Linked DNA regions of Homo sapiens: region 1 is linked to region 2. A link is a loop called in an ENCODE intact Hi-C map of the cell type or tissue named here. Cell type or tissue: heart right ventricle. All regions are shown on one strand. Each heading gives the region's core, and the rest is flanking DNA. Links, peaks and the distances in the headings are about the cores only. Region 1 has its middle 41 kb from the start of MYOZ2. Region 2 overlaps USP53 (ubiquitin specific peptidase 53).

What was found. Hi-C counts contacts between places; a loop is a spot of excess contacts. Peaks named below come from ENCODE experiments on the same cell type or tissue, not always from the same donor. Only the 100,000 strongest peaks of a DNase experiment are listed, where the experiment ranks them.
Region 1: a loop joins it to region 2, with 3 times the contacts of the local background. A loop is called at or near these places in 19 of 110 quality-filtered maps.

Annotation. Positions count from the first base shown.
Region 1 is chr4:119,092,258-119,097,645 of GRCh38, reverse strand. No RefSeq gene overlaps it. Among named protein-coding and RNA genes, the nearest start is that of MYOZ2, 41 kb to the left of the region's middle. In heart right ventricle, for the core only: no CTCF peak of the experiment used is centred there; no DNase peak of the experiment used is centred there; H3K27ac peaks cover 546 bases.
Region 2 is chr4:119,283,408-119,288,795 of GRCh38, reverse strand. All of the region lies in intron 17 of USP53 (ubiquitin specific peptidase 53), which reads right to left. Among named protein-coding and RNA genes, the nearest start is that of ARLN, 15 kb to the left of the region's middle. In heart right ventricle, for the core only: a CTCF peak has its summit at 2,211 (motif pointing right); no DNase peak of the experiment used is centred there; H3K4me3 peaks cover 722 bases; H3K27ac peaks cover 4,109 bases.

The DNA.
Region 1 (5,388 bases), core at 105-5,104, 190 kb after region 2:
GAACTATATCCTTAGTGATATACAAGGTGAACTACCAATAAACATGCATGTCCTGTGCACATTGCCCCTCTCTAGGTATTTCAAGGAAAACTGCCTGTATTAAACCTTAGTAATAAGCAGAGTTGAGAAAAAAATCCCCTGAGAATGTCTAACCATAAACTAACTTTCATATGTATTTGAAGACAGAATTACCATTACCTGTGGTGGCTTGAAAAATCTTAAGCCAAGAGTTAGTTTCAAGTGATCTTAGGCTGATAATGTAAAGACACGTGACAGAAACAAATGAAAATCCCTTCTATTGGAACCCATCTTTTCCCCAGGTCTTAAAGAGTTTTCATTAACAGAGCCCTCCCAAAATGAGCAGCTCATTGCATATATATATATATATATATATATATATAGATAGATAGATAGATAGATAGATAGATAGATACATACACACACACACACACACACATACATACACACACACATGCACACACACACAATACATGTATGGATTGAATAGTGGATTAGACACAGCTCACAAAAGAATATAGTAGCTCTGAAGATACTATCCAAAATGAAGTTCAATGAATAAAAGAAAAGAAAAGGAAAGAATAAAGGAGAGGTTAAGAGACTTGGAGACTAGTATGAAGAGTCACTAACATAAATCTAATCAGTGTTGCAGAAGACAGAGACAATAGACAGCAGCAGTTTCTAAAAAGATAATGGCTGATCTAATAAAAGACACCAACCTACAAAATCAGGATGCTTGCAGAAGCCCAAACAGGATGAATAAATCTATAGAACAAATCTATACCTAACTATATCATTGTGAAACTGTAGAATACCAAGATAAAAAGAAAATATGAGAAGCAGCTCGTGTACTGAATAATCAGGTGGTAAGCATTTTGAGGCTGTAATAATGGGAGTTATGAGAAAGGGGTAAGAGAAAAAAGAGATTTAATAGGTTTCATATTTACCAACATCCTACTATGTACCAGGAGGCCTTGATATGTACCAGTTAATTCTTTGACAATCCTATGATATGGATGTAAGTATTATAGGTAAGAAACTGAAACTAAAAGACTAATTTTTCACGATCATAAAGCTAGCAGTGGTGAAATTGGGTTTCACATCCGTGTCTATTTGCCACCAGAGCTTGTGCTTTTGTTTTGTTTTGTTTGTTCGTTTTATGTAGAAGGAATAAGAATAATAAGCAAGCAAATGAAATAAAGAAAGAAATTCATTGCAGCATCTTTTTTTTTTTTTTTTTTTTTTTTTGAGACGGAGTCTCGCTCTGTCGCCCAGGCTGGAGTGCAGTGGCGGGATCTCGGCTCACTGCAAGCTCCGCCTCCCGGGTTCACGCCATTCTCCTGCCTCAGCCTCCCAAGTAGCTGGGACGACAGGCGCCCGCCACCACGCCCGGCTAATTTTTTTGTATTTTTAGTAGAGACGGGGTTTCACCGTTTTAGCCGGGATGGTCTCGATCTCCTGACCTCGTGATCCGCCCGCCTCGGCCTCCCAAAGTGCTGGGGTTACAGGCGTGAGCCACCGCGCCCGGCCTCATTGCAGCATCTTTTATAAGGCCCTCGCAGTCACTGGAAAGGAGAGAATTCTGAAGTTAACCATAGCCTGGATAAACTTAACAAAAGCACAGAGGATCCTTAGTATGACAGATTTAGCATTGTAGGTTTGTGACATCTGAGGTTAGCCGCAAAGGCAATGACATATATTAGTTTATAGTGAGGATAGTTAATAGTAAAGCGTATGCTTTTCCTTCATCTGTTAATTCAACAAATGTATACTAAAATTCCAGTTGGGTTAAGAACTACATGCCTCCTTTCATAGACAGTCTACTAGGGGAAATGGATTAGCAAATAAGAAATTACAAGATGTTGAATGTTAGGTAGAAGCAAGTAGGGGTACTGTGGAAAACATGTAGAAAGCAGACAGTTTTGTTCGGGGTGGGAGGTGGGAAGGCACGTTCAGAGAAGGCTGGAAGCCTGAAGGACAGTGGTGAAAATTAAATGCTCTTGGCACAGCTTTGTGTTGCAAGGCTGCTTTGAAGAGATAAGATGGAAGAAAATGGAACATGTTACCCAGCATCTTTATTTCAACCAGGGCATAGCTTGCTCGCCACTAGTGTTCAGGTAACATTTGGTGGGAAGAGGACTGGCCTCACTGGAGACTAATTACACGAAATGCCAAGAGTGTCTTAGTGAAGGATGGATCCTAAGGGAACAGGTAGACAAGGTTTTCCCAGTTTTAAAGCTTTGAGGATGATGGGCTGGTGGGTTTTTTGAATATGGGGAAGCATCTGTTACTTGTCTACTTGAAATTTTTTTTGGTGTTTGTAACCCCCACTGCCTTCTAAGGAGGCTGGCCTTTGGGAACAGGAGGAGAGGAGCAATGAAGCAGGGCACCCTTGAAGGGAAAGAGGGAGACCACTGGTAGTAACGTGGCAGGAAAGAGGAGTCTGGAGAAGAGAAATGGTGAAACGTCCAACAGGAATTTTCAAGTGGTCATCTGTGGGATATGGGTTGTTAACTGTCTTGTCTTTTGTTTCCATAAAATCTTATGTAAATCGACATTTCTTGGTAATATCTTTTTGTGAAGTGGATTAATTATTTTGAGGGAAAAGCAGATGTTGGGAAGCTCAAAGAGAAGGATGAGAGGACAGGAAAAATCTGGATCACCCTCGACCACGACCTGCTGGGTCTCCAGTAGCCCCCAAGGATCTCTTAAGTCACCAAGGATATTTTTACAAATCTGGGGAGAAGATGGTAAAGTTAAAATGGCCCTTGAGTTAAAACTGAAAAGGGTTTTTTCTCTAAAATCTCAATAGGACATCAGGATAGAACTGCTTAACCTAGATGCCAAATTAAGACACACAATGGGGAGAGAATCATTCTTCCCTCTTTGGCCAAACGCTAGGCATGCATTGTGGAGCAAACTCACCATTGTCCCTTGCATAGCAAGCCGTAGCACAAGTTCTGGCAGAAGAGTTGTGCCTCTAACCTGAGTATGTCAGGACATCTACTTTGGGCATTTGGATTTGCCATTTTTAGCTTGGTTTTAAAAAACAAGAAAATATCAGTACAGAGAGGTTAAGAAAGTTGCTCAGGGTCACTAAGGAAGGAAGTGACACAACTGAGATTTGAACCCAGGCTGCCTAACTGCAGAGTCAGGCTCTTCACCACCATCTTAGATTGTGACTAAGAGGGTAGCTTCTAGAATCAGACACCTGGGCTGATCTCAGGCTCCACCATTACAGTTAATAGACTGCAAGCTCCACTGAAGTATTCTACTGGGCAAGGCGAGGAGAATTTCTGCTTCATTCATCACCGTACACTCAGCAGCTGTTACCTGGTAGGTATTCAGTGAACATTTGTAGAATAAGTAAAATCAGATGTATCACCACATACATAGGATGTCCTCACTAATCTGGACTAGAATTCTCAACTCTGTACATGTCAGTAGAATGTACAAGCCAGAGCAGGGGTATTTAAAATTGTTTTGCTTTAGAAGATGAAACCGAATGATCACTAATAGACTCACGGAGATTAAAGAATCATGACACACCACCTTTATAGATGAGCAAACAGACTCATAGTGATAAGGGACTCTCCTAAGGTCACAGCATCAGTAAGGGCCAGAAAGGTGTTAGTGTAGAGAGAGAGAGAAAGTTGGAAGTTCAGTTCCAATCGGCTTTTTTAAAATGTCAAAATCACAAAACCCAGAAAAACAATTATCCTAATTTCAGCATATATGTATGGGAATATGGTGGCTCCATAGTCTTTTCTTTGCTTGAAGCCCTGAAAATCTGAATTCTGCCCTGGCCAGAACCAGGAACTGGACTCAGCCCCGCCTCTGACTGCCTGTTGTCTTCCTCCCTTTTTGCCACATAGAGCTATTGGACCAGAGCCTGACATACTGAGGAAATGCTGAGGAAGGGGTGGGGTAGGGAGAAGGAATGTGGATGACCGGATCCCAGCCCATTATTTCTTTTTTGATGCTCAGGGAGGCCACAGGTGACATAAGGAAGAATTGGACTCATTAATCATATTCACTGCCTTTGTCACATGTCCTTCCTCCCTTTTTCTCTTGCTTCTAACTTCCCTCTTCCTCCCACTTCTGACTGCTACAGACATTTTACCCTGGAATTTCAATCATGTTGCAGGATCACTGTGACCCTGATGACGTAGAGTAAGCCAATGCAATGCATTTTCTGTTGGTAGCTCAGAATCATGATATTCTGCTACCATGAAGTATTTGTCATCTTTATTTTCCTTCCTTCCTTGATAATTTACTTCTCTTTTTAGGGGATGTGAAGGACAGCGGAGAGACAGAGAACACTTGTATTTTACTTTAGGGGACCACTGAGGGAGTAGTGTTGACCCACCCCCACTCAACACTCAGTCCAGCCAGGCCAGCCCAGGAGGAAGTCATGTAGCCACGAATCTGCCCTGAATCACTGTTGACTTTTCCTTAGCTTTGTTTACAAAATTCATGACCACAGATAAATGGTACAACTCCTGGAATCAGGTTTTGTAGGGCTTGAAATGCATACAATTTGGGGGCCCAAAGAAAAATGTATATATATATAAATATAATTTTGTATTTGAAAATATTAAATAAGCACAGGACTTTAGGAGGTCTATAAATCAGATCCCTTAAACTACGTCAAACTGGCCGGGCGCGGTGGCTCACGCCTGTAATCCCAGCACTTTGGGAGGCCGAGGCGGGTGGATCATGAGGTCAGGAGATCGAGACCATCCTGGCTAACAAGGTGAAACCCCGTCTCTACTAAAAATACAAAAAATTAGCCGGGCGCGGTGGCGGGCGCCTGTAGTCCCAGCTACTCGGGAGGCTGAGGCAGGAGAATGGCGTGAACCCGGGAGGCGGAGCTTGCAGTGAGCCGAGATTGCGCCACTGCAGTCCGCAGTCCAGCCTGGGCGACAGAGCGAGACTCCGTCTCAAAAAAAAAAAAACAAAAAAAAAACTACGTCAAACTGGCTTAAACTATGTCAATTTCAGGGTAAATCCATATCATCTGTGACATCTGTGACACAGAGTGGGCTTGGGAGTGCTTTTGACTTTTGGACTGCAAGTTTTTATTTTGTGACTATAAGTAAGCTATGAGGGCAGAGATGACCCTTTCCACTTTTCCAACATTTAGCCACAGGCACTCATGGTCCATAATTCACGGTCCATGAATTATGTTTGTGTCTATCAAAGAATCAGATAAGCAAGCATTGTGCTAGACTTGTGGGCTTACTATACTAAAAGGGCTATGAAAAATAGCCTGTATTGGAAGCAGTAGGGACATAAAGGGAAAAAAAGTCAGTTCTATTTGGGGCAGAGGAAGGGTGATGAGTAAAAAAGAACTTCAAAGACAAGTTA
Region 2 (5,388 bases), core at 239-5,238:
TGGCTAATTTTTTATATTTTTAGTAGAGACGGGGTTTCTTCATATTGGTCAGGCTGGTCTCGAACTCCAAACCTCAGGTGATCCGCCAGCGTCGGCCTCCCAAAGTGCTGGGATTACAGGTGTCAGCCACCGTGCCCGGCTGCAAACCAGTATTTTTTAAATGACCCTACATGGATGTTACAAAATCATGCATGAGTAAAGTATCCATTCAAAGTGCAAGACAGACTGATGTATTTTAATGTAATGGAGGACGAAAAGTTAAATACTATGGTTTCAGATTTCACACTGCATTAAAGAAACTACTACTTGGTGTAGTGTCAAAGAATAATATCCACAATTTTTAGGAAAAGCTATTAAAATATTCCTATTTCCAACTGTATTATCTGTGTGTAAATGGGCTTTCTTCATACATGAAAACATCACAACAGTCTGATGCAAAAACAAGAATCCAGCCATCTTACATGAAGCCAAGCATTAACTGAGATTTGAAAGCATAAAACAATGCCATTCATCTCACTAAATTTTTGTTTTCAATAGTTAATTTTCATTTAAAAATGTTATTTGTGTTAGCATGTACTGGGTTTATTTCTTTAAATGAATAAATATTTTGAAAGTTTCAGTTTTAGTGCCTAATCTAGCAAATGTTGATAGACATAACCTATATAAGACATAACCTATATAAGACATAACCATAACAAAAGCTCTTTTAGGTCATAAATCCTTTTCTAAGATTATAAAGATATCTGAGGCCCAAAAGTTTGACAACTACTGTTCTAGTTGGTAATAGTTGTCTTTTAAAACATCAGTCACAACTGTTCTGTGAAACAATTCCCCTTTTTACACTTGAGGAAACTTAGGCTCAGTGAAGTTAAGTGACCTAATCTATATTCTATATATCTGGTAAGTAGGAGCATTTAAACCAATCCAGGGTTCACTCCAAAGCTAGTGCTCATGCCACTGCACTATGCCATTAACATACAAAGACATTATACTAAATCTCCTTCTGATGAAACTAGGCCACTAGTGTGAACATCAAATAACATGCTGATGCCCATAGAAGATAGCAAAATATATGGCATTAGCATGAACTGTCAATTAATCGTCTACACTTCTGTAACATTTCTAGTAAGTTTTTCTGCATTCTCCCGTATTTTTAGTTGACATTTTCATCATGTTCATTTATCTCATTTTCCTCTCATTCTCCTGTTTCTACTTTACTGTACACCAAATCTATGAAGACTGCAAAGAAAACAAAGTTATTAAAGCAGTGATTTTATTTTTTAAACAATAAGTGTTCTTTATCTTAGATATTTTTTAGGTATTGCCCTATAGGGGAAAAATAATCTATATTTGATTATGATCAGGCTCTGCAAGTTAAATCTTGGAAGCAATTTCCAAGAAAGAGTCATGTAATATACATGAGAATTTAATACCCTCTATGCCAACATCGCTCCATATAGTAAATAATAAAAACTTAAGATGGTAGAATGAGAGGAACTATAAATCTGGCATTCATTTAAGATTTAACACGTTTACTTCCACTAAATTGCTGTAAGCGCTCTGATTATATACGTGCCTTTAAAAAAAAAAATTTGCCCAGAAGTTAACACAGTATCTAGCATACAAAAGACATTCAAATGAAGGTCTGCAGAATAAACAATTGCCTCAAAAACACAGTTTTACTTCTTTTAAGTCACCTCCACCCTGCCCATCATGTTCCCAACTCAGTGGTGCAAGACAAGTTAAGTATGAATTGAGACAAATCTTATCTTTCCCTCCCACTTAAGTCTATAAGTGCTATACTCATAACACTTTTAAAAAGCAGTAAAATTTATCCCAGAGTCTCTCTAGAAGGAATATATTATTTTTCATGTTTAAGAAAATCACTGTGGGTAAGCCTGACACACTGCCTGAGGCTCGAAAACTTTGCCAATCTTTTCAACAGCTATTTTATGATTAAAAAAAGATGTGACAAGAAATAAGATGTCAAAAAGAACTTCAATAATTTGTCAATGTTCACAGCTTAATTTTTAAGTTGAAATGTAATTTGCTACCCAGTGTGATTTTTAACTTCATATTATTAGCCAATTCATAATTTATTCACCAATTCATAATTTCAAGTTTAATATTCACAAACAAGAAACAAGTAAATATTTAGTTCTTAAGTAATTCTTTACTTTTATAAATTATTCACACAATGGGCAGCAGGAGGCAGCATAGGTTTTATGAGCATGTTTGAAATTTTAATATCACTGTGGCAGGCATTCAACCAAGTGGTTTGACTTCAGAATTCCAACTAACTTAAAAATAGATATGTTATTTTTCTCTTCTGCTGACATAGACATCCATGTGTCTTTGTGAGGAATTTTGGCTCCAGGTTATTCGCAAATCTAAGTCCAATTTTAACGCTTTGACACAGAAAAAAAAAACTCAGTATCAAGGCAAGAAACTTTAATAATGCCCATTTTGATTCTGTATACAAAAAAACCCAAAGCAGAGTATTCAAGAAATCAAAATATATATTTCATCTAAAAAAAAGACCTATGTTTAAAATAGACATATATATATATTTACAAACCCTAAACATTAAACAGCAATAATCAAATCAATGACTGAATTTACAATAAAAATACATTTGAAATAAATTTGAATATTTTAGAAAAATCAGAAAACTTTAACTAGATAAATATTTATGGATAAATTTACTACATACTAAAAGGAGTAGAGAGATACTTTAATATGTAGTAATAATCTATACTATCTGAAACCTAAATTTGGGGATTTTACAAAATAATAAAGCAGGAGTCAATAAATGCTTTTTGCACTTGGATTATAATTTAAAGGAAAAGCAAATATTGCTATTTTGCTACAAAGCAAATTTCAATCCCAGAAGTTTAGTTTTAAAAAAGTACATAGGTAGCCATTTGGTGGTCCTGGGTAGGCCACAGCAAGAGAAGAGATTATGTGTTACCAGTTTGTGAAATTCTTAGAGAAAAAATGTTTAAAATGCATAGAAAAAAAATCGGCTGACAAAAGTACTTCTCTAAATATACTTTCTAATGTATTTATCTTAAATGAACAAACTTGGTAGTTTGCCAAAAACATCTTAGAGAAAACTTATGTATATGTATAAACACTTCTGACAAAATTTTTTATTGACTTAATTCTAGGATGTAACAACATTAAGGACAGTATATTTCACTTAAGAAAGTGGAGGTACAGACTATTTGTACAAGAAGAAATAAGGGACTTAACAGATTTTTAAACCACTGATTAACTTCTTTCACTCTTATTTGTTATGTCCCAGATCATGACTCTCAGCATTAACTAATCCTGACTTCTAGGATCAACTGAGATTAAGCCAAGTATTGCAGACTCTGGAAGCAAATGGCAAAAGTTCTTGAAAGACCTAATAATTCTTTTGTGATCTGTTACATATGATCTATAAATATCCTAACCTACTATGTACTTACCTCAGTAGATAACCGTACCTCATAAAAAAAAGAAAGTCCATTAGGTATAAACACTTCAGCTGTTCTACCTAACACAAATACACACTAATCAGTATCTGCTCTCATCTTTCTCTCCTTCATCACAGAAAAGCTGCCATCCTTTTCATTCAAATTCTGTCTTTACCTTGTTTCCTTCTCACTCTGCCTAAAGGGTCTTACTCCATCAATTACTGTTCTGTTCTATTCTTCATGCCTTTCTCTCCCTCTGTACAACATTAGTTCCTTATCTTCTGCAATATAAATACCAAGCATGTCCACTTGAAAACAAACAAAACAAAACGCAAACTAAGCATTTAGTTTCATTTTCTCCTCTAGGTATGCTATTCACAGCAAACGTTTGGAAAGACAGACAAAAATTCATTTCTTTACTTCTCTTGCTTCCTGCTGTAAAAACATAAAGTCTTAGAGATTTTCATGGTCAAAAGCACATTGCTCTAAGAACTTTGCAATAGGTGTCCTCAGTTAATATGAAAAAGTACATAATGTACTTCAAGGGTTTTTTATTGTGGTAAAATATACATAACAAAATTTATTATTCTAACTATTTTTAAGTGTACAGTTCAGTGGCATTAAGTACATTCACACTGCTGTGCAACCATTAGTCTACTGTAATCTTTTAACTTTTTACTTGGAAATAAATTTTCAAAATTCAGAAAAGTTGAAAGATTTAAAAAGTATAAAACATACTTTTTATAAGAAGAAATCATTTCTTCTGTCTCGAATGTAATTTAAGGCATGTGAAATCCCTCCGCTACAATTCCATTTTAAAAAGGGGGCTAAAACATTCCAAATGGCATTGTGGCAATTTAAACAATGTTCCCAAATATAATGGCTTTAGGCAGTTTAGGGATGGATATTTGCAGCAGAATTCATCATGACATAGGCAGACAAGCCTATATAATATCTCTATTAATGGAAAAAAAGCAGTATATTATATCCTTTCTCCAGATTCAGCTATTATTAACATTTTAATAATAGGGTTTTTTTTTTTCTGGACCATTTGAGATTAAGTTACAAACATGGCCCTTTACTTCTAAATACCTCAATTCTACTTCAATCTTGCGTCTATGTCTAATGTTCCTCAAACACTGCTTTTACTATACCACTAATAAATGCTAAATCAAACTGGCACTTTTTAATCCTTATTCTGCTTAATCTATGGACACTCTTCCCCTGAAAGATCTACACTTCTCTGTTTTTCCTTTGATAACCCCATCTCCAATATTTTCTCATATCTTTCCAGCTCCCCCTTCTCATTCCTTTCTACAGTTGCTCCTTCTCTCTAGCTTTAGCTCACTTCTCTTCCTCAGCAAAGCCAATGTTCCTTACTTTGTCTATTTCTTGCCCTTCGATCTCCAATTTTCCTGAAGGATCCTGTCTGTGTCTGTGGCATTCAATTCCTATATAGGTGGATGGTTATTAAATATATAATATTTCCTGAGTTTTAGACTTATATTCCTAACTGCCTAATAATGCTGTTTACCTAGATGATAAACTCAACAAATTAAAATATAAACTTGGCATCCTTCCACCCCCAAAATCTGTTCCTTCTTCCTATATTCCCCATTTTGCTAAATAGTAAATCTAGTTGTATACATCCCAAATACATCTATCCCTGCTTCCCTTTCTCTCATTTGGTACGTGTCACAAAAGCTAACTAATTATCCTGCCCACATACGCTTATCATCTCTCAAATATTTCTTGACATTGGTACTGCCCCCAACTTTTCTCTCCTAGGCTATTACAATCATCATCTAACTAATTTTTCTCCCACTGTCCCAAATTTATCCTCTATACTACCACCACCACAGTCTTTTCCAAAATGCAAATTACAGTATACCATTTTTCTTATCCTTTGGTGCCTCTCCATTTCCTC